Linked DNA regions of Homo sapiens: region 2 is linked to region 1. The links are chromatin loops, found by intact Hi-C in ENCODE. Cell type or tissue: endothelial cell of umbilical vein. All regions are shown on one strand. Each heading gives the region's core, and the rest is flanking DNA. Links, peaks and the distances in the headings are about the cores only. Region 1 has its middle 20 kb from the start of CYP2J2. Region 2 overlaps HOOK1 (hook microtubule tethering protein 1).

The links. Hi-C counts contacts between places; a loop is a spot of excess contacts. Peaks named below come from ENCODE experiments on the same cell type or tissue, not always from the same donor. Only the 100,000 strongest peaks of a DNase experiment are listed, where the experiment ranks them.
Region 2: a loop joins it to region 1, with 19 times the contacts of the local background. A loop is called at or near these places in 79 of 110 quality-filtered maps.

The regions. Positions count from the first base shown.
Region 1 is chr1:59,940,779-59,953,003 of GRCh38, reverse strand. It overlaps a transcript of CYP2J2 not described here. Among named protein-coding and RNA genes, the nearest start is that of CYP2J2, 20 kb to the right of the region's middle. In endothelial cell of umbilical vein, for the core only: a CTCF peak has its summit at 5,488 (motif pointing right); a DNase peak (open chromatin) is centred at 5,513; H3K27me3 peaks cover 961 bases.
Region 2 is chr1:59,874,588-59,886,812 of GRCh38, reverse strand. It overlaps HOOK1 (hook microtubule tethering protein 1), which reads right to left. Exons shown (of 22, transcript NM_015888.6): 22 at 10,491-12,225. Among named protein-coding and RNA genes, the nearest start is that of CYP2J2, 46 kb to the left of the region's middle. In endothelial cell of umbilical vein, for the core only: a CTCF peak has its summit at 7,079 (motif pointing left); DNase peaks (open chromatin) are centred at 6,632 and 7,032; H3K27ac peaks cover 601 bases.

The sequences.
Region 1 (12,225 bases), core at 1,770-9,769:
CATATGTTTGCATTTCACTCTTTTCCAGTTGCTGAATATCCTTTCCATGCCTTACTTACTGTGTACCTGATCCTGTTTCCCTAAAGCAAAGCGAACCATTCATTTTGCTTATTCTACTGCATGAATGCACTTAATCATTTTCATGCAAACAAAAGATAGGTAGAGGAGGGACCATGCCTTGCTGGCTGCTATATCTCCAGTGCTTCTATGCATTGGGTGTGTCCTGGTGCACAGTAGGACTCAACACATATTTGTTGGATGAACACATGAATAAATGATGACTCCCAGTTTATATTTGCTATACATTGATGGAGTACTTGTATTTCTGATATACTGTGCCAGCTGCTGAGGACTCAGAAAATAACTAGTCTTTATTCTGGAGTTGTCCTTGTCTTCTCTGGTTCTGCCTGGCTTGCTGAGCAGCAGTCTCCCCCTTCTGGGAAGGGTTCTTCCTAATACCGCTTTCGGCTGCCCTCACTGCCTCCAACACCAATTAGACAATGCCTGATAACTTCACCTGGCATTCTGTATGTTGTCTTCTGGATTCCCCACCCCTAACAAGTCCCATGCCTCCTCTTGAATCTGCCATTGCTAAGCACCAGCTGATGATTGCCCAGACAGAAGCCATCTGCTGGTTATTAAGGAAAGTTAAATAAGCAAATATGCTCCAGGGAAGTTTAGAAAAAAAAAAAAAAAGCATACGCATAGAGAATTGGCAACTGGTTGACCCCTGTGACACAAGGTTCATTGTGGCTATGTTAGGCATGCGTCCCTCAGGATTACTCAGCTTACTGGCTCATGGGAAGCCCTTCTGATGAAGCCTGCCCTCATGCTCCTCCCTAGCACAAAGGCAGCCCCCAGCACTTCATTAGATGCTTCTGTCATTCACTCTATCTGAAACACAGTCTCATTTGGGACCAGGGTGGGCCTGGTTAAGTGCATAGGTTTGGTGCTAGCCTTACAGTATTTAGTGAACTTTGTATTGGGTAGTCAACAATGAACAAAACAGACCCTACCCCTGATATTATGAAGAAGATAGTAGAGTGGTCAAAGCCATAGTTTCGATGACAGAGATGGGAAGTGGGGTAGGAGATTTGATTAAAAGCGCTGCTCAGAGGGCAATAGGGTCAAAAACAAGAATGTCAAAACTGATAGTTAAAAGCTGAGCCAAAGATATGGTATTACACCAAGGGCCAGAAGCTAGCTGGACATGGCATGTGGAAAGAGCAAGGTCGGGAGAGAAGACAGGAGGGTCCTTGGTGACTAATAAGGATGGGATTAAGACCCTCAGAGCTTACTTTCAGTCACCATACATTTCTTGGTGCACTGAGAGGTCAGAAGGGGTTTTCAGAAATAAGGTAGGCTCATTCCATGACCAGTCATTTAGTATTTGTTAATTACTACTATGTACTGGTCTTACACTATATGATCCAAGAGATAGATAAATAGGACCCAAGCCTAGTTACAGGGTTCTTAACAGGCTTACAGGGAAGATAAGGACCACATATATTGATTAAAATATTAAAACACTCAAGGTTCTGCTTCAGTTATCTGATTTTTTGCTTTATTATTTTTTTTAAATGTGAAGAACCTTAAGAGAAATGCTATGAAAGTTTAAGCTGTAGGACTATTTCAAGCTTAGAAAAACAGGGAAAGTGACATTTTTCTGGGCCTTGAAAGCCATGTGGGAATTGGACATAAAACCATGTAGTCTGGAGAAGGATCAGAGATAAATAAAAAGGAAGTTGTAAAGCAACAGAATGTAGAGGTAAAGAACATGAACACTGGTATTGAACTGATCAAGGTCAAACCTTGGCCCAGCTACTTAGCTGCTGAGTGACCTTGGGCAAGTAACTTAACCATTTCTATGTCAGTTTCCTTAGCTAGTGTGGAAATTGTTTTCAAAAGTGGCCACAATTCCTCCCATGCTCCTTACAAAGGTACGTTGCCATTCTTTCCTTCAAGAGGGGAATCTAGCTCCCCTCCCTTCCATTTGGGCTGGGTATTTGCTTTGAGGAATAGAATCTGGCAGAAGTGGTGCTATGCTGGTCCAGGCTCAGGCCTTAAGAAGCCTGGCAGCTTCTGCTTTCACCCTCTTGGAAGCCAGCCAACATGGAAAAGAATTCCAGCTAGACCACTGAACAGTCAGAGACCATGCGGACAGAAGGGACATGTGGAGGAGAATTGAGGTGCCCAGCAGACAGCCAGCATCAATGCCTCAGATGTCAAATGAGACCGTCTTGGACCTCCCCATCTTAGTTGAGCCACAGCAGGCAGTGCACACAGGACTGAGATGAACAGTCCAGCTGAGCTCTGCCCAAAGTCCTGGCCCATAGAATTGGGAGCAAAGAAATGGCTTTTGGTCAAGCCACTATGGTCGGGGGTGATTTAAATTACCCGCTTCATTGTAAACAGCCTAACTATCTCCTTTGTTCACTACCTCATTACTGCAAGAGATGGCAGAGTTTGGTTAGCAATGCAGAAAAATCTCCAAGTATTCCAGGTGTAAAGAACTTACCCATCCACTTGGAAAGCTGGGAAGCAAATGTCAGGGAGGCCAACACTGAAGATTCAGCCTGAGGATCTGAAATGGGCTCTAAAGAGCTTGCCATCAAGTCAATGAAATATGAAGAGCTCTGGGAAGCTCTTGATTGTGCTGTCCTGTTGCAGCAAAGCAAATGGTCTTGACAGCTCACAAAAGAACCTCTCTGAATTCTGTACCTGTACCTACTTAGGGCTGCAACTGACTGGAGAAGAGCAGTGTCTCCTTCCGTCATACCTACCAAATATCCTGTTTCTCCTACTCATTGGTAAGCTCTAACCCAAACTGTATGGGAAGGAGATTCTCGGAAATGGAGTCCATGGCTTCTTAGAGTCTTTAGCTGGAGTGCTAATAATACCGAGTTGACAATGGACCATTCAGCTCAAAGTGCAATTCATTAGTTGTTAGAGAGTCTTGACCTGTTCAGGTCTTTGAATTGGACTATGCTTCTTCCCCATTCCCAAAAGTTTTCACCAGGTCAGATGATACAGAACAACAACAGGAGGAAAAAGAAAAGAGCATCCAAAAATGCCAACAGAATATTCCCCTCCTTCTTCCTTGAAAGTAGTAAGGCAAACAATAGCAGAAGTCCTGGGGTGGTACTGAGAGGGTGGAGCAGAATACTCCAGGTGACTGGAGCCATTAAAAAAAAAAATCCCTGGCAAGAAGACTTCTGTAAAGGAAGGGAAAAATAAATATCTGCTGAGAGCTACTTCCACTCAATAAAATCTTGCACTTGTTCTAAAAAAAAAAAAAAAAAGCTTCCAGTCACAGATCAAGATATCCCACTAGAGAAATTAGGACCTGCTCCCTCTAGTGATTGGGGGTTACCGGGGTTTACTCATGATGGAATTGTTTGAGACTTTATGGAATTAGCCTGCAGACTTTATGGAAGATATTGGTGTTCACTTATTTACTCCACAAACATTTTTTGAACTCCATGAACTTGGAAAGTTGTCAAGGATATACAGTTTCTTCCCTCAAATCTAACAGTAAATTGATACAAATAAGTCAAAAATATACAATACACTAAAAAATAAGTATATTTAGTCAAAGGGAACATAAGGATTTTATCCAAATACCACATGAGGAAGCAGTCAATTCTAGGAGTCAGGGGTGGGATTTGGAAAAACTCAAAGACAAATAGCTTTTATATCCATACTTTTGAAAAATGACTAGAAATCCATAGCAGACAAAGAGGATCAAGGACATTCCATGCACACGCAAAAACATAGAAATAGGAAATTATGTGGTGCTCTATGGACCCATAAGTTGTGCAATAGGTCTGAGATCAAGTATGTCAGTAATATAGGCAACAACAGAGACAGGGTAGAAGGAGGAGTTGGATCAGCCTGTAAAGACTTCTGAATGCCATCAGGAGAGTTTGAATTCTGTTCTTTTTCTTTCATTTTTTTTTTCAGAGATGTGGTCTCACTATGTTGCCCAAGCTGCAGTGCAGTGACCATTCACAGGCACAATCATGGCACACTACAGCCTCTAACTGCTAGGCTCAAGCCATCCTCCTTCCTCAGCCTCCTGAGTAGCTGGGACTACAGGTGTGAGTCACTTCACCCAGCTTGGATTTTCTTCTTTAAGTCAGTATTTTCCAAAATGGGTTTGCATTTGCACCAAGGGTTGCACTACATTCTCCATCAGGATGCTGAAAAAAAATTTTGATAATGATAATATTGCTACAGCAGTCCTTTAAATGAAATACCCAAATAAACTGAAGGTAGAACAACACAGGGTTTAACTGAGGTTTTCAAAAATAATCAAATGCATCCAATTGCATTGCTGTCATCAAAAATATGATTATTAGTGCAATAAGGTAGTGTATACTGTTAATATTAGGTTGGTGCAAAAGTAATTGTGGTTTTTGCCATTATGGCAAAACCTTTTGCACCAATCTAATAACAATATGAGTATTAATATTTTTCTATCTTAATTTTTAATTTTTATTTTTGTATGTTTTATAACATAAATAATTTATGACCATAGTAGTACAGTTATATGATTTATAAATGCCTAAATAAGTTTATGTTGTTGGTGCATGCTGCAAAGTATTTTACTAATAGATGTGCATACTCAAAACATCTGAAGGCCACTCTGGCAAGTGATGGACAGCCATCAGGGGATTTCATATAAAACAGTCTCTTACTGTGAGTTTTTGGACATACCATTCTCATAACTGTTTAGAGAATAATTGAGGGAGAAAAGAATGGATGCAAGGAGACCACTTAAGAATAGTCAAGGTGGGAAATAAGGGTGCCAGATTAGGTGGTTTTGATTATTTAAACCTCTTGAAATAAAATGCAATTAAGACTATGTTAAAGCAAAGGGCACCAACTTTCTAGTGGGCACCAACTTTCACTAGAAAAATGAAGATTCTCCATTTTCATCCTGACAGAGAATCCTGTGCAACCCCTGGTGCAAATGCAAATCCACCTAATCTTAGGGGTCTGGGAGATGCAAAACCGAAAGAACCATTGCATTCTTCCCAAAATGACTCAGGCTCTTAGTGGCAGAGACACAAGGGTTACAGATAATTTTTAAGCTAAGTTTTCAAATATTATGGATACTTCTTCCAGTAGAAAGGGATGCATAGGGCATTCCAGCCCACAAGATTATACATGCAGAAGCACAGAGCAATGAGTGTGCCTCCCTCATGGAGGAAATAAAGATGCCCTTAGATGGAGCCAAGGATGGGAAGTTAAGCTGGCCCAGATTATGAACAGCTAGGAATGCTGTGCTTTCTCAGGAATTCACACCTTATCATACAGTCAGTTTAGACAATGAATATTCTCTAGAAGTTTACTGGCGTGATCACTCTCATCGATGGCCTTAGATCTGGAGACATAGTGGTTGGAAAGAAACATGAAAACAGCCAAGCTCTCCTAGCAACTCTGGGAGTTGGCTTACTTCTGTAGTTGCACCTTAAGACCACATGGGGGCGGACTCAACCCATCGCATCCCAGAAGCTCTCTGGCTCAGCTGAGAACGTCAGATTTCACCTAAGCTCTCCAATTAACTGCACTCTTGGGTGCTGTTTTATATTGCCTGTCTTAAGGGGAATGCACTTTTTCTGCAGTTAATGATGCTTTATGGGTTTTCGCCAAATAGTCTTTGGGATTCTCCAGGTCAAATACTAATCTATTCTTTTGGTGTTTTAGTTTTCAAACTACACAGATGACATTCCATGGGATTTGGCAGTGCAGCCACTGACAGACCATGCACTGTTTTGCTTTACAAAATGTAGCACATTGTGTAGCCTAACCTCATACCTCTATGTTGTAGACAAAAAAAAATAAGTCTCAAGGAGGAGCATAGCACAGTGGAGAAATAAAAGTAGCTAGAGAGAACAGCATACAGGTCAGGAGACTGCATGAGTCTGAATCCTGTCTTCATCACTTAATGGATGAATAGTTTGGGGCTATCCTTCACTTCACCCCTATGTCTTCGTTTTCCCATCTTCCTCAAATTAAATTAGTTTTTTTTTTTACAAAATGCTTTTAAAATGCTTCAGAAGTTGCCAGGAATTAATAAGAACTATATGCATTAGGTATTATTATTTCAAAGATTATTATATTTATGCATATATAAGAACTATATGCATTAGGTATTATAATTTCAAAGATTATATCTTCATATTTAGAAATTGTATTGGTGCTATTGTAAATATAAAAGTTATTTTGTTATGTGTAAACTCTAACATTTTTACCTTATGAAATCTAATCTCTTCATCATCTTTTAAAACATTTGACATTCCTTAATGTCTCTTTCAGATTGCTTTATTTTCTGTACTTCTTAGAGTGTGAAGTTTTCCCTTACATTTTGTGTCTCTTGACTCAGTCAACAAATGTTTGCTGAATATTTACTGTGTACCGATCATTGGCGACATAGCAGTGAACAAAACAGACAAAAACCTTTCCCCTCATGGAGCTCACATTCTAGTGTGGGGAGCAGAGGAAGAATAAACTATCAGTGCATGTCATATGCTAAATGAGAATTAATGGTGTAAGAAAAAAATAAAGTAGGAAAGAAAGGAGTTGCAGTTTTACACAGAGTAGTCAGAAAAAATTCTTATTGAGGTGATAATTTCTGAGCAAAGACCAGAAAGAGATTAGGAAAAAGGACATACAGCTATCTTGGGAAACAGCTTTGCAGGCAGAGGAAAGAACGGAGCAGAGGCTCTGAGTCAGGAGGGTACCTGGCACATTTAAGGAGGGCAGGGTGCCAACAGTAGACTAAAAGAAGGTGAGAATCCTAGATCAAGTCAGAGAGATCACAAAAGCCAGGCCATATAGAGCCTTTCAGAACATCATGAGGATGGTGGCTTTTACTTTGAGTAAGATGGGAAGGCATTAGACAGGTACTTTAGCAATGGAATGGCATGATCTGATTTTGTTTTTAAACTCTGGCACGATTGTGCATGAATGTTCACAGGGCAGCCATAAAAGCAGGAAGACTGTTAAAGCAGGCTTTTGCCATAATGGAGATGAGAGATAAGGATGATTTGTGAAAAGATGCTAGCAGTGGAGGCAGTGAAAAATGATTGGCTTCTGGATAGATACACAAGGTAGACTGAAGTAGATTTGCCAATTAACACTTGAAGTATAAGAATGAGAAAAAATAGGATGATTCCAAACTTCTTAGCCTGAGAAGCCAGAGGATGGAGTTTTCATTTCTAGGATGTAGAAGACAGAGAGAGGAGCAGGTTTGATAGGAACCTATTCAAGTTGCCAACAGGACTTTTCTCGTAATTGGCTAGAGCAGCTGATTCTCAAGTGTATAATGAAAATTGAAATTTAAAGAATAGCCAGGAAATTCTGAAGAAAAGGAAATTGGGAAGTATGGGGACTAAGTCTAAAATTTATGGAAGATAATAATTATGCTTCTATAATTTAAAAAAGGCTCATATTAGCATATAAGTAGACAGAAAGCTCAATAGAGCCCATGGAGGCCCCAAATAGTTTTAACTGGATAGATAAGTAGATAGACAGATACATAGATAGATAGAGAGATAGATAGATAGATAGATAGATAGATAGATAGATGACAGAAAGAGATAGAGAGAATTTTACTTTCTGATTAAGATAGCATTTTAAATCAGTAGGAAGAAGATAGATTAGTTAGCAAATTGAATAGCCATGGTAGAAAAAAAAAATGAAGTTAGATCTCTCTCTTCGTCTCATAACAAAATAGTGTCAGATGGGCCAAAAATATTACAGCAAAAATTAAACCACAAAAGAATTCAGAGAAAATCTGGCGACATAATATTATTGCAGTAAAAATGCTGTTCTTAACCATTTTTTTAACCATTTTCTTAATTGTGTCAATTAAGCATGACACAAAGCTGTGAAGCCCCACTCCCCAAAAAAGTTTGATAATTCTGGCTACATTTTAAAAACAAAATTTCTACATGGTAAAAATACTATAGTCAAGGTCAAAGACCAGAAAAAATGTAAAGAAAATACTAGCAACATAAATAATAGATAAATATCTAGTTATCTTAGTGTATTATGGGATATACAAGCCAACAAGAAAAGTATCAACTACCCAATAGAAGAAATCTGGGTGAGGGTCATGATTTCAGAAAAAAAATAAATGCAAATGGCTTTTTTTAAAGTGGCATTTAAAATAATGCAATTAAAATAATGCATTTTTTGAAATTTAAAATTTTTTGACCTTTAAAATAATGTAATTAAAAATAATAAATAATAAAATTGAAACTAAATGTCATTTTTTACTAATCCAACTGGCAAATAACCACAAGCTCTGAATTGGCAAGCAAGGAAGAAACAGATATTCTTGTACGTAGGAAATAGAGACTCTTGGCAAGGAAATCCAGTCATATTTATCGGTATTTAAATGAAAATACCCTTTTGCCCAATAGTTCTCCTTTTATGAATTTGTCCTACAGACATACTCAAGAATTTTTAGGCCAGGCACAGTGGCTCATGCTTGTAATCCCGGTAATTTGGGAGGCCAAGGTGGGCAGATCACTAGAGTCCAGCAGTTCAAGACCAGCCTGTCCAACATGGTGAAACCCCGGCTCTACTAAAAATACAAAAATTAACCAGCCGTGGTGGCGCATGCCTGTAGTCCCAGCTACTTGGCGAGCTGAGGCGGGAGGATCTCTTGAGCCTGGGAAGTTGAAGCTGCAGTAAGCCGAGATCACACCATTGTATTCCAGCCTGGGTGACAAAGTGAGACCCTGTCTCAAAATAAATAAATAAATATGACTACAAACACCTTCTCTGAAGCATTGTTTATAACTTTAGACAGCTAGACACAATACCAATGCTCATTGTATGAGACATTATAGGTAGTCATTTTTTAAACTATAGAAATCTATACATACTTAAACGGCTAAGATATTTTATTAAACTAGAATTGCAAGGCTTAGGATCATATCTCTAGCAAGCAAGCAACAATTTGTACATTAAAGGGGCCACTAAGTATACAAATGCATATATGTATATATGAAGCTACATTTTGAAGGAATTACCTTTAGTTGCTGTCTCCACTTCAACTCCCATTTCTTCAGCATACCACAATCAAGCTTCCTTTCTAGCCACTCAACTGAGATACTCTGAGATCACCAGTGACTTCCACACTGATAACTCCAAGTACCACTTCTCTGTTCTTATCTCATTTTTTCTCCGCAAATTCAACACACTGACCAATCCCTTCTTTTTGAAGATCTTTTCTCTTACATCCTTGGTGATGATGTCGGACTTTCCCTTCTTTCCCTACAACCCTTTGTGGGGGGAAAAAAAAAAAACTGCTTCAGATATTTTCTGCAATACTTTTGAAAGCTCTTGAACTCAGTTATCTTGCTAAACCCAAAATCATGGCATATACTCATCGAACTTGCTAAAATTGACTGTTTCCTTGCTAAACTTCAACTACAGACCATACTTTCCTGGACTTGTTTACCTGTAGCCTGTCTAATTCTGACCACTCGTGCTAATCTCTGCATTGCCCCAACAACATATTCCTCTCTCTCCATCCGTATTTTCTCACAAGAAATCTATGTGCCCAGAAAACATCAGCTAATCACCAGGGGTGAGGACGAGTTGTACTTCCAGGCCCTCCTGCTAGCAGTTATGAAAGGTTTCCTCTCTCTTTCTCCATTCGGCTGGTCTTTATTTCAGGGCTCTTGCTGGCTCCTTCTCCTCTCTTCTACTTCTAAGCTTTGGCAGATCTAAGAGTCTTTCAGTACCTCTTGATTCTCTCTCTATATTCTTCCTAGGTGATTTCGTCCAGTCCTGTGACCTAAAAATACTTCTTCCTAAATCATCAGACCTGAATAATCAGCTTTCTACTTGACACGTCCACTTGGATAACTAATAAATACATCAAATTTAAAATGGCCAGAAGAGAATTCTTTATTGTTCCACTTAAACCTGTTCTCCTTTCATTTTTTTCTCATATCAACAAATAGCACCACCACCCAAAATTGAAACATTAACTATTTTTACTTAGTTGTTAAAAATTAGATACTTTACCTTTAGTTTCTTCATTTTGTAAAACGGGGTTCATAAGAGTACCTACTTCAGAGGATGGTTATGCAGTTAAGTGAGTTACTCTGTGCCCAGCACATAGTAGGTTCTTAAAAGATATGATTGTTATTATCATTATTTTTTATTACTCTCTTCTCATCAACAAGCTCGTTTTAACTCTACTTCCAAAAACATTTCTTGAATTCCATCTGCTTTTCTTCCCTCCCTCTGCTACTGCTAATCTAAGCCAATGCCATCCACCAACCTGTTCACTGCAATGATCTCCTAACCTGTCTCTCCTACTTCTGCTCTCACACCTACAGTCCACAATCTTTAAGGAAATTTAGCAGAAAAAAAAAATCAGATCATGTCACTCCTTGATTAAAAAGCTTCAACGGCTTCTAATCAAACTTAAAATATAAACCAAACTGACCCTGGCTTACACATTCCTTGTCCTACCTGATGTCTATCCTCCAACCCTGAAACATTGCCCCACTCCTCCCTCTCCTTCACACACTCTGCCCCGCCACAGGAATATGCCAAGATTCTTCCCATTTTAGGAGAAGAATCTTTTAGGCGAATCTTTACACTATCTAGTCCTTCTTCATGGAATGCTTCCCCCTCCCCTCAACTATAACTAGCTCTATTTCTGGCTCCTTCTTGGCATTCAGGGGTAAATTGCTATTCCTGCTCACAAGACCCTCCTAGGTCACCAAACCTCAAGCAGACACCAGTCACTTTCTTTCACATAGCTTTATTTTATTTTTCTGGATAATTCTCTGAATTATCTGATTTTTAATTTTTGGTTTATTGGTTTATTATCAGCTGCCTCCAGCCAGAACATAAGTTTCACAAAAAATGTGGTACAAAATACAAAAAATAAAAAAAGGTACCCCTGTATAAGGCACTTATCACGAATGGCGCTTGCAACACTGAACGTTGTTCTGGGTGAGTCAGTGTGTGAGTGGAGAGTGAATGTGAAGACCTAGGACACTACTATACTTGACTGTAGGCTTTATAATTTTTTCCATCAATAATAAATTAATCTTAGCTTACTGTAAGTTTTCTTATTTATAAACTTTTAAATTTGTTGAACTTTTCACTCAATAGCACAGCTTAAAACACATATTGTGCAGCTGTACAAAAATGTTTCATTTCTTTATGTCATTATACATGTTTTTCTATTTTTTATTTTTTTTAAACTTTTAAAACATTTTTATTAAAAACTAAGACACCAGCACACTCATTAGCCTAGGCCTACACAGGGTCAGAATCATCAATATCACTGTCTTCCACCTCCACATCTTCTCCCACTGGAAGATCTTCAGGGCAATAACAATGCACCTCTTATGATAACAGTGCCTTCTTCTGGAATACCTTCTGAAAGACCTGCCTGGGACTATTTTACAGTTAACTTTTTTTCAATAAGTGGAAGGAGTACACTCTAAAGTGATGATTAAAAAGTGTAGTAAGTACATAAACTAGTAACATAGTTGTTTATCATTAGCAAGCATTATGTACTGTACATAATTATTTGTATTATACTTTTATATGACTGACAGCACAATAGGTCCATTCACATCAGCATTATCACAAATATGTGAGTAATGTGTTACACTATGCCATTACAATAGCTACAACATCACTAGGAGATAGGAATTTTTCAGCTCCACTATAACTGTATGGGACCACTGTCATATAGGCAGGCCATCACTGACTGAAACATCATTTTGCAGTGTGTGACTGCACATAACCTAAGCCAGGCCAGCAGAAGACACTCTCCTCAAACTTTGAAGTGCTCAAAAATCAGGAAAAGGTGTGTTAGAGTTCAATCTGTCACAGAGTACATTGTTGTTAACTATAGTTACCTTACTCTGCTATCCAACATTAGAACGTATTCCTTCTACTGAACTGTATATTTGTAACCATTAAGCTACCTCTCTTTCTCCTTCATCCCTTTTACCCAAACACACACCATTCCAAGACTCTGGTAACTATCATTCTACTGTCTACTTCCATAACGTCAACTTTTTAAGCTCCCACATATGAGTGGGAATATATTTGTCTTTCTGTGCCTGGCTTATTTCACTTAATATAATAACTTCCAGTTCCATCCATATTGCTAAAAATGACATGATTTCATTTTTTATGGGCAAATAGTTTTCCATTGTGTATATA
Region 2 (12,225 bases), core at 3,748-11,747, 68 kb after region 1:
CCATGGCTTCAGCCGGTCCCTCCATTCGGGGTCCCTGACTTCCCGCAACACATAACTCCATATGTTCACTGATTTAGCTTCCTTCAACTCAGTTTTAGAACTGGAAGTTTTCCAGGCTGGGTGGGCAGGGGTTCCCCAGCCCTTCTCTCTGGTCCAGTGCTCCCTCCTTCATGGGCATTCCTACCTCACCCACCACCCACCCCATCCTACCAGGGCCCTTCATGTGCAGCGCCTTTGACGTGGACAGTGGTTTTTCCTTAGCTTAACGTTGCTCTCCCACTCTGGGGCATCTGCCAGTGCAGCTCCTCTTCAGGATACGTTATCCCTCCAGGACTCCTCTTGTTGCGATCCAAGACAACCCCACGCTGGCTGTGCCACAGGGCCCACATGGAGTCCCACACCCTTGTCTCCGTGTGAGAAGCACTGCAGTCTCCTCCAACAGAGCCCCCACTCCTTAGCTACCACTGGAGCCTCACCCAACCTCTTGCCTAGAGGAATTTTCAGGCGTCTGTGTGCCACTGATTCTTGCCTCCCCAGAGAAATATAGAGCACAGGTAACTCCCTTTTGGCTTGAAGCCTCTCAGCTGGTGAGGGGAAACCATGTACCTCTCCTGCTTTGTGGGAGACGGGTGGGAGGTCAAGAGGATCTGCCTGTCAATGAAAACCAGAGCTGAACTGCATTTAAAGCAGTAAAAACAAATTTTAGTCAGGAACTATTGCAATAGGGGAAAGGAGATTTCAGTATAGAACTGGGCTCAATTCCAAATACAGTATGGATGACAAGTGGGTATTTATAGCCAAGAAGCTGGGTTGGGGATGGAAAACCTAAGAGGAAATTTGTGGGGTAAGGACAGATTCTGGCTAAATCCACTGGACAGGATTCTTGCTGAAGGCAAACCCGAGTGATCAGGTACCAAGGGTGGGGGATGAATATTTGGATCAGATATCGAGGGGTCAGGGGTCGCCTCTAAACTGACATGCTGCAACTGGGCCATTAGGCCCAACATGGACCGATGCCAAGGTCAATGCCTAGAGGGTTTAGAGGAGCTGAGTCTTTGTCACTCCTCACCACAGAAGCCTCTCTGCCTCTTCCATTAGTCCTCAATGTAGGCAATGGGCTGTAAGGGTGACAAAAACAGTTATCTGAGGCCCCTGTGGCAAGTCTCACATAGGATTTCAAGTGCCCTACTTTACAGCTGTGGGTTTAATAGCACTTGGCATGTGCTATTTGCAGTAACTGGGACTCCATGTGAAACTGAGAGATGAAGAACCCCATTTGGATATCCTGTTACAAATATAATATCCAGCCCACAGTGAGACCCTAATGAGTGATATTTCTCTTTCTGTGTTGAATGAAGGAGTGGATACACGACTCACAGGACACCTCAGGATCTTGCTGTGGCTCAGGGTCAGTGCTGTGAACAGCAAGAAGAGGACAGGGCTATAAATGTGGCAAACACTGGATCCTGCTTTGCTGGGCTGTGACACTCACTATGAAGGATTCCTTGCCACGTTTTTATTTTTACTCTATCACACATATACATGGGTGTTTCTGCCATTAACTATCTGAAAGTACAGTTCCAAGTACATCTGCAGTGGAAGATGCTCCTTCCTTTTATTCTGATTAGCTTTGAATGTATGAGAGTATCCTATAATATAGCTAATAATGTTTTCTCACTTGGTAAAATTGCATTGCTTTCCTCAGTACCCCCATATGCTGGTGGTATCTCCCTAACTGTGGAAAAACCAAACCTTATGAATTTCTTCTTCTACTTGGAAAGAGAAAATGGAGCTGTGCTTTTGGTACCAAGCCTCGCATTAATAGTCTTTTTAAGTCAATTCAACAAACACTTACTGAGCACATACTACGAATCAGATAGTGGTTAACGAAGGGAGATACAGAACCATCCCTTCTCAGAGCTCATTCCAGTGCTGATGAAAGTGAGAAATGGGGGATTATAAACGTAAAAATCAACTGACATTAGTGGTCCCCACTGGGTTATGAAAACCAAAGGAAACATTTCTGAAATACACATGGCTTCACAACATCATTTTTCACCACTGCCATCACTGCATAACCATCTTTGGGGGAAGGATATATGTTGACGAAGTCCCCCAGGCTGACTCCTCTCCATCTCACTTATTCTTGAAAACCACCACCATATATTGTGCCTTGAATTCTCCCCAGGTTTTCTCCCTTCTCCTCTCTTTTTCTTCCATCACAGAATGTCTTAATTTGCCTTCATTTTTGAATAAAAATTTCACCATATATAGAACTATAAATTAACAGGGTTTTTTTCTTATAGAACTTTGAAGATGTCATTTCATTGTTTCCTGGCTTATGTTGCTTCTGATGAAAGGGCCACAATCACTCACATCCTTGTTCCACTATTTATTAGGAGTCTTTTGTCTTACAGCTGTTTTTAAGATTCTTTTCTTTATCATTACTTGTCAGCAATTTGGTAATAATGTATCTTGGTATCGTTTACTTGGTGTTTATCTTTATTAAGCTTCTTGTATTTATGAGTTTATTGTTTTTAGAAAATTTGGATAAATTGTGGCCATTATTTCCTTAAATACTTCTTTTTCTTAACCCACTCCCTGCTCCCATATTTCTGGGATTTCAGTCATACATATGCGGCCCCCTTGATGTTGAATTACTGGCCACTGAGGTTCTGTTAATATTTTTCAGCGTTTCTTCTCTCTATGCTTTAGTTTGGATAGTTTCTGTTCAAGTTTCTGTCTTTAAGAAGTTCAACTGAGTTCACTCTTAGTTTCCTCTGCAGTGTTGAGTTTGTCATTAAGCCCACCCATTAATTTTTTTTATTTCATATATTTTATTTTTCTAGAAGTATCAATGCATCTTTTTAAAAATAGTTTCTATTTCTCTGTTATTTTTCTTTAGATCTTTGAATATACTTATACTATTCATTTAAAAGTCCCTGTCTGTTGTTTTTGTCTGTGTCTCTTAACTGAGTTTTTCTCCTTGTTACAGGTCACATATTTCCACTTCTTTATGTCTAGTAATTATTATGTAAGTTTTTCATTGTTGAGTGTTTTCATTGTCTTCCTTTACAGAGTATTAAGTTTTATTTTAATAGGCAGTTAATTTACTTGTAGGACACCTTAATCCTTTTGAAGCTCATTTTAAAGCTTTGTTAGAGTAGATTTAAAGTAGCCTCCATTCCAGGGCTCCTAAAGAGTGATTTTTTCGCAGTCTCTACTGACTGCCTGAGATATTCAATGAGTTATATCCACTCTCAATGAATATAGCTAATTCCAGCCCTGTAAAAGCTATGGTAATCTTATAAATTTGTTTAAGTTCCTTGTAGATTCTGGATATTAGAGCTTTGTCAGATGGATAGATTGTAAAAATTTTCTCCCATTCTATAGGTTGCCTTTTCATTCTGATGATAGTTTCTTTTGCTGTGCAGAAGCTCTTTAGTTTAATTAGATCCTATTTGTCAATTTTGGCTTTTGTTGCAATTCCTTTTGGTGTTTTAGTCATGAAGTCTTTGCCCATGCCTATGTCCTGAATGGTATTGCCTAGGTTTTCTTCTAGGGTTTTTATGGTTTCAGGTTTTACATTTAAGTCTTTAACTCATCTTGAGTTAATTTTTGTACAACGTGTAAAATAAAAAAACAACCCCATCAAAAATGGGTGAAGAATATGAACAGACACTTCTCAAAAGAAGACATTTATGCGGCCAACAAACATATGAAAAAACGCTCATCATCTCTGATCATTAGAGGAATGCAAATCAAAACCACAATGAGATACTATCTCACACCAGTTAGAATGATGATCATTAAAAAGTCAGGAAACAACAGATGCTGGTGAGGATGTGGAGAAATAGGAACGCTTTTACACTGTTCATGGGAGTGTAAATTAGTACCATTGTGGAAGACAGTGTGGTGATTCCTCAAGGATCTAGAGCCAGAAATACCACTTGACCCAGCAATCCCATTCCTAGGTAAATACCCAAAGGATTATAAATCATTCTACTATAAAGACACATGCACATGTGTGTTTACTGCAGCACTATTTACAATAGCAAAGACTTGGAACCAACCCAAATGCCCATCAATGACAGACTGGATAAAGAAAATGTGGCACATGTACACCATGGAATACTATACAGCCATAAAATAGAATGAGTTCATGTCCTTTGCAGGGACACGGATGAAGCTGGAAACCATCATTTTCAGCAAACTAACACAGGAACAGAAAACCAAACACTGCATGTTCTCACTCATAAGTGGGAGTTGAACAATGAGAACACATGGACACAGAGAGAGGAACATCACACACTGAGGCCTGTCGGGGGTTGCAGGGCAAGGGGAGGGAGAGGATTAGGACAAATACCTAATGCATGCAGGGCTTAAAACCTAGATGACTGGTTGATAGGTGCAGCAAACCACCATGGCACATGTACACCTATGTAACAAACCTGCATGTTCTGCACATGTATCCCAGACCTTAAAGTAACATAATAAAAAATAATTTTTAAAAAGCTATGGCAATCATTAAGCTTATAGCTCTCTGGTAGGTGTTTTCTCTCTAGTAGATGTCCTTTGCCCAACCTCATGGAGTCTCGCTCTACACCCGCAGAGGTTGGTATTCAGCTGATCTCTTTCAAGATTTCTGGAGCTCTTTCTTGCTGTTGCTTCCACCTTTCTCTATTCTACAAATTCTAGCCATGTCAGTCACCCTAAGGTCCAATTTATTTTCTCATCTTACCAAGATTACTGTGTTCTGATTGTTTCCCTGATTCTTGAAATGGAGTCTAGTAAATCGCTCCAGGGAGAAAGCCAGATATTGTAGAGCTCACTTCATTTGGTCCTCTCTGTTGGGAAACAGTTCTGCATTTTCAGCTTTCCAATATCTGGAAAAGTTTATTTACCTTGTCCACTTCTCTGGTCTTTCTTGTGGTAGAAGGGCTAGTCCAGTCCAGTTAACTGTCACAGCATGAAACAGAAGTCTCTCCACTCTGTTGTGTTTTTCATGGAACTTAAGTCTGGCTGAGAGTTATATATATCTGTAAAAAGAGGCTACAATAACTCCCTTCATTGTGTCTACAACCCTTGAAATGTGACTTTACAACTTCTCTCCTCACGAGCTAGCATCTACTCACAGTCTCCTTTACTTGGGGCTGGCCTGGTGGTGAAATGACTTTCCTGGCTGACCCCAGGGCTGAAGAGACTGTGTGTGCTTCTGCGTGCTCTTCTGGGACCCTCCTGCCACCATTTAAACAAGTCCACCTTACTCTGCTGCAGGATAAGAAACATGTGGCTTCATCATTGCCATCACATTGCCCTAGCTGATAGCTGGCCAGCCTCCAGAGCTGTGCATAAGGACTTGAGATGAGTTGGATCCAAGCAAATTTGGAAGTTGAATGCACTTGCATGAGTGAGCCCAGACAAGAACTGCCTGAGCCAGCCTAAATTTCCAACCTGAGATTTGTGAGTTAAATAAATGGTTACTGTTTTAAGCCACTCAGGTTTGAGGTGCATTTTCACACAGCAATAGTTAACTAATACACTACACTCCCTGAGGGCAAGAGCAGTATCTGTCTTGTTCAATTCTGAGTCCACAGTATTAAGAACAGTGCCTGCAACATGGTAGTGTTTAATAGTGAATTAATGAACAAAATCAGTGGATTCATTGTGGGTTGGTGTTAGGTGGGACCTATCACCAGAAGTCAGATCTCCGCCACTACCCCTCTGTCCTTGTCATCTCACCCCATGACCTATTTCACAGCCCTCATGCTAACTTCTATTACAATCCTTCAGAAATGCAGTGGAGGAGCACAGGCTCCTGTCTTACCTCACTCTTTCAGTCCCAGCTGGCTTTCTGGAGTGGTGCCACCTAGCCCATTTCCCCACGCTTGTTTCTCAACAACAGGCTGATGCCCTGGATGAAGATTTTGTACTTTCTGGGTCACACAGTTTTTGTGTATTCACCATGAGCTATTTGTTCTGCTCTGGAAAGCTAAGAACCTTTTCTTCTTTTGAAACAGACAAGGAATTAAGCTAAGCAAGAAGAAAGGGTCAAATGCAAAGGGTCACTTTCAGAGACTGGCTCTGTCATTGATGGTGTTGGTTATAACAATTAGGGTCAGAACAGAGGCTTCTCTTTGCCAAAATAATCTGAAGTCCAAAGACATCACAGGGCTCTGATGCACACAAAACAACATTAAAAGACTCAGCGGGGTAGCACTGGGAGTCAGATGAACTAGAGGTCGGATCTTTGTAGCTAAGCTGGCCTGAATTCCATTCCTGGTTTTTACCATTTATTACCTTTTGCTTGTGAATTAAACAGGTTACTTTACTTTCCTGAAATCATTTCCTAATCTGAAAAATAGAATAACACCTGCTGAGGTGGAATATATAACTGGTCAAAAGTCCACTGTCCCCCTCTGAGGTGCCTCTCCTTGTGGTGCTCCTTCCTGTGGGATGATTATGTATAACCACCTTCATGAATTCAGGAATGGCCGTGTGATTGGCTTTGATCAATAAAATGAGAGCAAAAGTTCCACGAGCCACTTCTAAGTGCTTGAAAGCTGGCTAGTATTGCAACATGTTTCCTCTCTGCCATGAGACCACCAGTGTTCTAGATAAGAGTCTGTCCAGTGTGACAAAGACAGGAAGCAGAGTCACAGCTTATTCAAGATGAACGTATGATGTCAGAAATAAACCTATTTTGTTATAAACTAAACTAAAATTTCAAAATTACTACAGCATAACTTACCCTATGCTGTCAGATACACCTGCATTGTATTTCTTGTGAAAACATGAGATCAAAGTGACATGATAATCATCAATTACAGTAGTAATGCTGTATGGTTATTTCAGAGAAGCATCCAGTTATGCTATTATACAATTTGGAGAACTTATTTCTAGACCTTTTTTTTCCCCAGGCAATTTGATCTTTTCCTCACTGTGTCCACAAAACAAGATATTCTCCCTGCTGACTACAGGATAAATTACAGATTCTTCAGTATGGCTGCTATGTTGTAAAACCCCAGGCTGCCATTCACTTGTAGTCTAGGTGAATGGTGCCCTCTGGCGTTGGATCACGTAGAGTAAGTTTGTCCACAAGCGGCCCAGGATGGCTTTGAATGCGGCCCAACACAAATTAGACAACTTTCTTGAAACATGAGATTCTTTCTTTCTTTCTTTCTTTTTTTTTTTTTTTTTTTTTTTTTTTAGCTCATCAGCTATCGTTGTTAGTATTAGTGTATTTTATGTGTGGCCAAAGACAATTTTTCTTCTTCCAACATGGCCTGGGGAAGTCAAAAGATTGAAAAGATTGGACACCCCTGATGTAGGGCCTGCATAGCCATATGTAAGGGCATGCTCCTTAGGTGGACATATGGTAATTTTTATGATGTGAAATCTATTCACCTTTTGAATTACATCTCTTAGTACTTCTCCTGCCAAAGTACTGAACTATTACTTCCCTAAATAGGCCAGATCCTTCATCATGTCTTTACAGAAGCTAGTTTTTCTGCAAGAAATGTTTAATTATACCTGGCAGACTCCTATTCATCCTGTAAAGGCCAGCCTAAACGTTAGCTCTCCAGTGACATTTTTCTTGACTCTTGGTTAGTTGCTCCTTCCTCCATTCCCTGAGAATTTAATTTAAAAGGTTTTATTTCCTATTTCCATATAATCTCCCAATTAAAATGAGCTTTTCAGAGGTGACTGTGTCTTGTTCACACACATTCAGTACCTGTTTCATGCATAGCAGATGCTCAGGAAATGTTTGTTGGACACACAGTGGAGGTGAGGGGTAGGGGAGAGCAAGCAGCCAAGTGACATTAATGCTGCAGTGTGCCATAAATTTTCCGTAGCCATGCAGCAAGCCATGAACCTCTATATTTCTTAATTTCACATTCTGGAAAAGGTGGGCTTTAAATACTGGTTACTGAGGTCACTCCTACTTTCAAAAATCTGACTTGTGGCGAGAACTTCTGAAATGGTAACTTAAGGAGCTCCAAAAATCCATTCCATAAAAGCACTGAGAACGTGAGCAAAAATAATCAAAATCAACATTTTCAGAATGCTGAAAATTAAAGTCTCAAAACAACCTGAGCATTTGTTTAAAAAAAGAAGAGCTGCTCTCAGTAAAAACAGGGAGCTCTGTTTTAACTTGCCCTATGCCGGTTCTCCTCTCCCCAGCTCTCAAGTATCCTTAAAAGCAACAGTCTCACAATTATGGTAGCTGTGAATACCCGTGATCAAGCAGCCACTGGAGGGAGCAGAATGGGTTTGGAGCACCCCAAAGGCCCCATTCCCAGAAAGTTGTCATTATATGACCTCTCTGGCAGTTCCCTGAAAAGCCCCATTCTCAGAACTTGTCTTTGTTTTACCTTACTAAACGCTGATTCTGTGCAAACCACACTACAGGACATTTGTTAAAAAAAAAAAATCAGTGACAATTGTGCAACATTACAGTAACCCAAGGTAGCAATACAAGTTGGAATTAAAACAGAGGATTAAAAGGATAAACTGGAAATAGAGATGCCCACCGGGGCTTCTAACACTCTAACATATGCCTAGGAATCTAGAAGACCATGCACATGTGAGGGCTACATGCATACCCAGGCAAAGACCTGGAAAGACTCGAATCTCTCATCTCTGGCTGACTGTGAGGGTCTGTGTAAGCAAGAAACTAAGGTTACAATAGAACTGTAAACTACCTGCTGGAGTGTTGAAGGTATAATGCAAAACACACGCAGAGCCCTTTGGGAAAGGCTGAGAGACTTATTTCAAAACATTCAAGGAAATCGCTGTCCAAAATTAGCTGGATACTTTGCTTAAAAAGCACAGAATTCAGTGGCTGCACATGATGAAGAATGGAATTTTTACAGAATTAGTTCAAGTCTCTAAACAAAAGGCAATAACAGTAACAATAATACACTGTGGGGCGGGGTCTGATTTCCAGAGTTTCCACATATTACTTATAATGCCAAATTTCCAATAAAAAATTATGAATCATGTGAAGAAACAGAAAACAATGGCTCATAGACAGGATAAAAAGAAGTTACTGGAAACAGTCCCTGAAGAAGCCCAGGCATTGGATTTACTAGACAAAAGCTTTAAGTATGTTCTATGAGCCTAAGAATTAATTATTGGATAAAGAATTAAGTTAAATATGAAAATGATTTTCCACTGAACAGAAAATCACAATAAGGAGTCAGAAATAGAAAACAGCAACTAACTAGAAATTCTAGATTTGAAAAGTACAATAACTGAAACAAAAAATTCACTAGAGGAACTCAGCAGCACATTTGAGCTGGCAGAGGAAGAACCAATACACTTGAAGATAAATCAATGAGATGATCTATTCTGAGGAGCAGAATCAAGAGAGAATGAAGAAAAATGGGCAGAGCCTTGGAGACATGTGGGACACCAAGTAAAAACGGGTGCATAATGAGAGTACCAGAGAAAAGGATAGAAAGAGGAAGAAAGTATGTTTCAAGAAATAATAGTCAAAAATTTCCCAAGTTTAATGAAAAGCATTAGTCTGCAGATCCAAACTCAACAAACTGCAAATAGAATAAATTTGAAGAAGTCAACACCTAGATCCACAACTCATCATCTTTTTGATAGTCAAGCTGTCAAAAGCCAAAGACAATGAGAGAAGCTTGAAAGTTCCATATCCCCTGGAACTTCAGAAGAATGTGAATTGCGTACATTCAAGCTAGATATCTAGAACAAAGCTGTACCCCACCTAGTTATATTGGAATCTGGGAAGCACAGTTTTGGTTTTCTCTTTTTTTCCTGGATAATAATGTAACAAGCTAAAATATGGGATTCCATCACTAAAGTTAAGAGGGGTAGAATGGATATTCAGGGATAAATAGCAGTCTCTAAAATTATATTACCCAGGAATGTCTTGTTTTTTTTGAGACAGAGTCTTACTCTATCACCCAGGCTGGAGTGCAGTGGCACAATCTCAGCTCACTGCAACCTCTGCCTCCCGGTTCAGGCGACTCTTGTGCCTCCGCCTCCCAAGTAGCTGGGACTACAGGCGCCTGCCACTGCACCTGGCTAATTTTTGTATTTTTAGTAGAGACGGGGTTTTGCCGTGTTGGCAAGGCTGTTCTCAAACTCCTGACCTCAAGTGACCTGCCTGCCTCGGCCTCCCAAAGTGCTGGAATTACAGGCATAGCCACCACGCCCGGCCCCAGAAATGTTTTGATTCCGTGTTAATGCAAGATGTCTAGGTTCCAGAGGTGAAAATGGAGACATAAAAAGACATATTCCCAAATCATTTAATATATCTTTTCATTCCCCAAAAAATTAAAAGGAAAAACAAAATTAGAAGAATGCAATTACTTTTTCTTTACAAACCTACATATTTTCACTCCTCTATTTAATGCAGCAAATAAACATGCATTTATGCCCACTAAAAACCCATCAAAATCAACAGACACAGAAGCATAAAGTTTATTTACTTAAATCATTTCACAACTATTATATTGATAATGGACAATCATTTATTTAAAATAATATCCTAAATACTTACAAAAATAAATCAAATATTGGTTTTATTTTTCAAGTGTCAAAGTCTTTGCCATAGAAAATAGAAAGGACCTTTTATAAGCTAAACATTACATTTGTGCTACATCATTTAATAACTCCACACTCTTTTATGGTTTGTGCTTTACAAATTTCCAAACTACTTCTTCACAATGTACAGGTGCACAATAAAAATGTATGCATACGTTCACATACACACATTTTTACATAGGAATGTTTCTCATTAAATACACATTTAGTGAACTTAACACAGACACTACTGTGGCCTAAAGGCCATCCCCAAGCCCCAGGGTCAGAAGTGCCCTAGAAAGAAATAGGTATAGATGTGGAAACATTATCTAACATTCAAATTAGCACTCTAATTATCAGAAATGATGACATAATGAGGAATACTCACTTTAATATTTCTAAAAAAGATGTCATTAATCTATACTAAATCATTTGACAGCCTTATTCATCGAAAAAATAAACTTCAAATTTTCCTCAATACATAAGTTAATCTCAACATAGACATCACTGCCATACGTACACACCCTTAACCTTAAAAAGAAAAGGAATTTTAATCTTAGAGCAAGTGCTTAACATTGAAGATCATTTGCAAATTGGTCTGTGGTTTTACTTTATAATCACTAGGACATTTAATTCCTTATCAAATAGACAAATGCTGAATATCTCTTCATTGGTATATGTACTCAAGCCTCCCTTATAACACAGATGTGTATAAATCATGGTTCAAGATGAAATGTTTATAATGCTTTACCACCCACAGGGTGTCAACTCACTACATTAACCAGATGTGGAAAAGAATCTCACTTCTGATCAGTTCCTGAATTTCTGTATGATTAATCACAATAATACAGAACTTTAAATTACATTAGTCTTATATAAATACTTACATATCAAACGTTTTGAATCCTACTTATCAACTAGAAAAGTGATAAATCAGAAATTTCCTTTTTCTCTATTAAGAAAAATGAATCTAGCCTTATGTCCTTATTCAGAAATTGCATGATTTAGAAGTTCCAAGTATAATGATCTGATCTGTGAAAACACTAATTTATTAAAGTTAATGTTTTACAATAAATTCCTTTAAAACGGAGTTTGAAGGGCTTGTAAAATCTCAATCATAAGCAAGTAGAAACACCAAAGGGGCAGATGTCTTCGCTGACTAAAATATGTCAAAATGCCATAATATTTAGAAAATGTTAAATACCATGCTAAAATATTTTCAAAGGCTTATTTTATTTTACCAGAAGTCACAGGCAAGCAGACACTACAAGAATATATGAAAATGAAACTCAACAATATAACTGTATCAAAATCTAAGAGGTAGTCAACAGAAGTAACCCTGATAGAACAACATATCCTGACAGGTGCTCCCTAATCTCGGAGATGCAAATGCAGTACGAAATTCTTGTATTTTCAGTAAAAAGTTACCAGGCAAGAATCTAAAAACCAGGTATCTAAAAAATAATAATACTGTAAATGGAACAATACTCACACTGTATTTGCAAAGAAAGTCTATGAATAAAATTTAGACCACAGCTCTACAGCATGCAAGCCAAATCTGGCCTACCGCCTGTCTTTGTAAATAAAGTTTTACTGAAATACAACTATGCCCATTTTGTTTATATATTGTGTATGGCTGCTTTAACTCTATAATGGCAGAGTTGA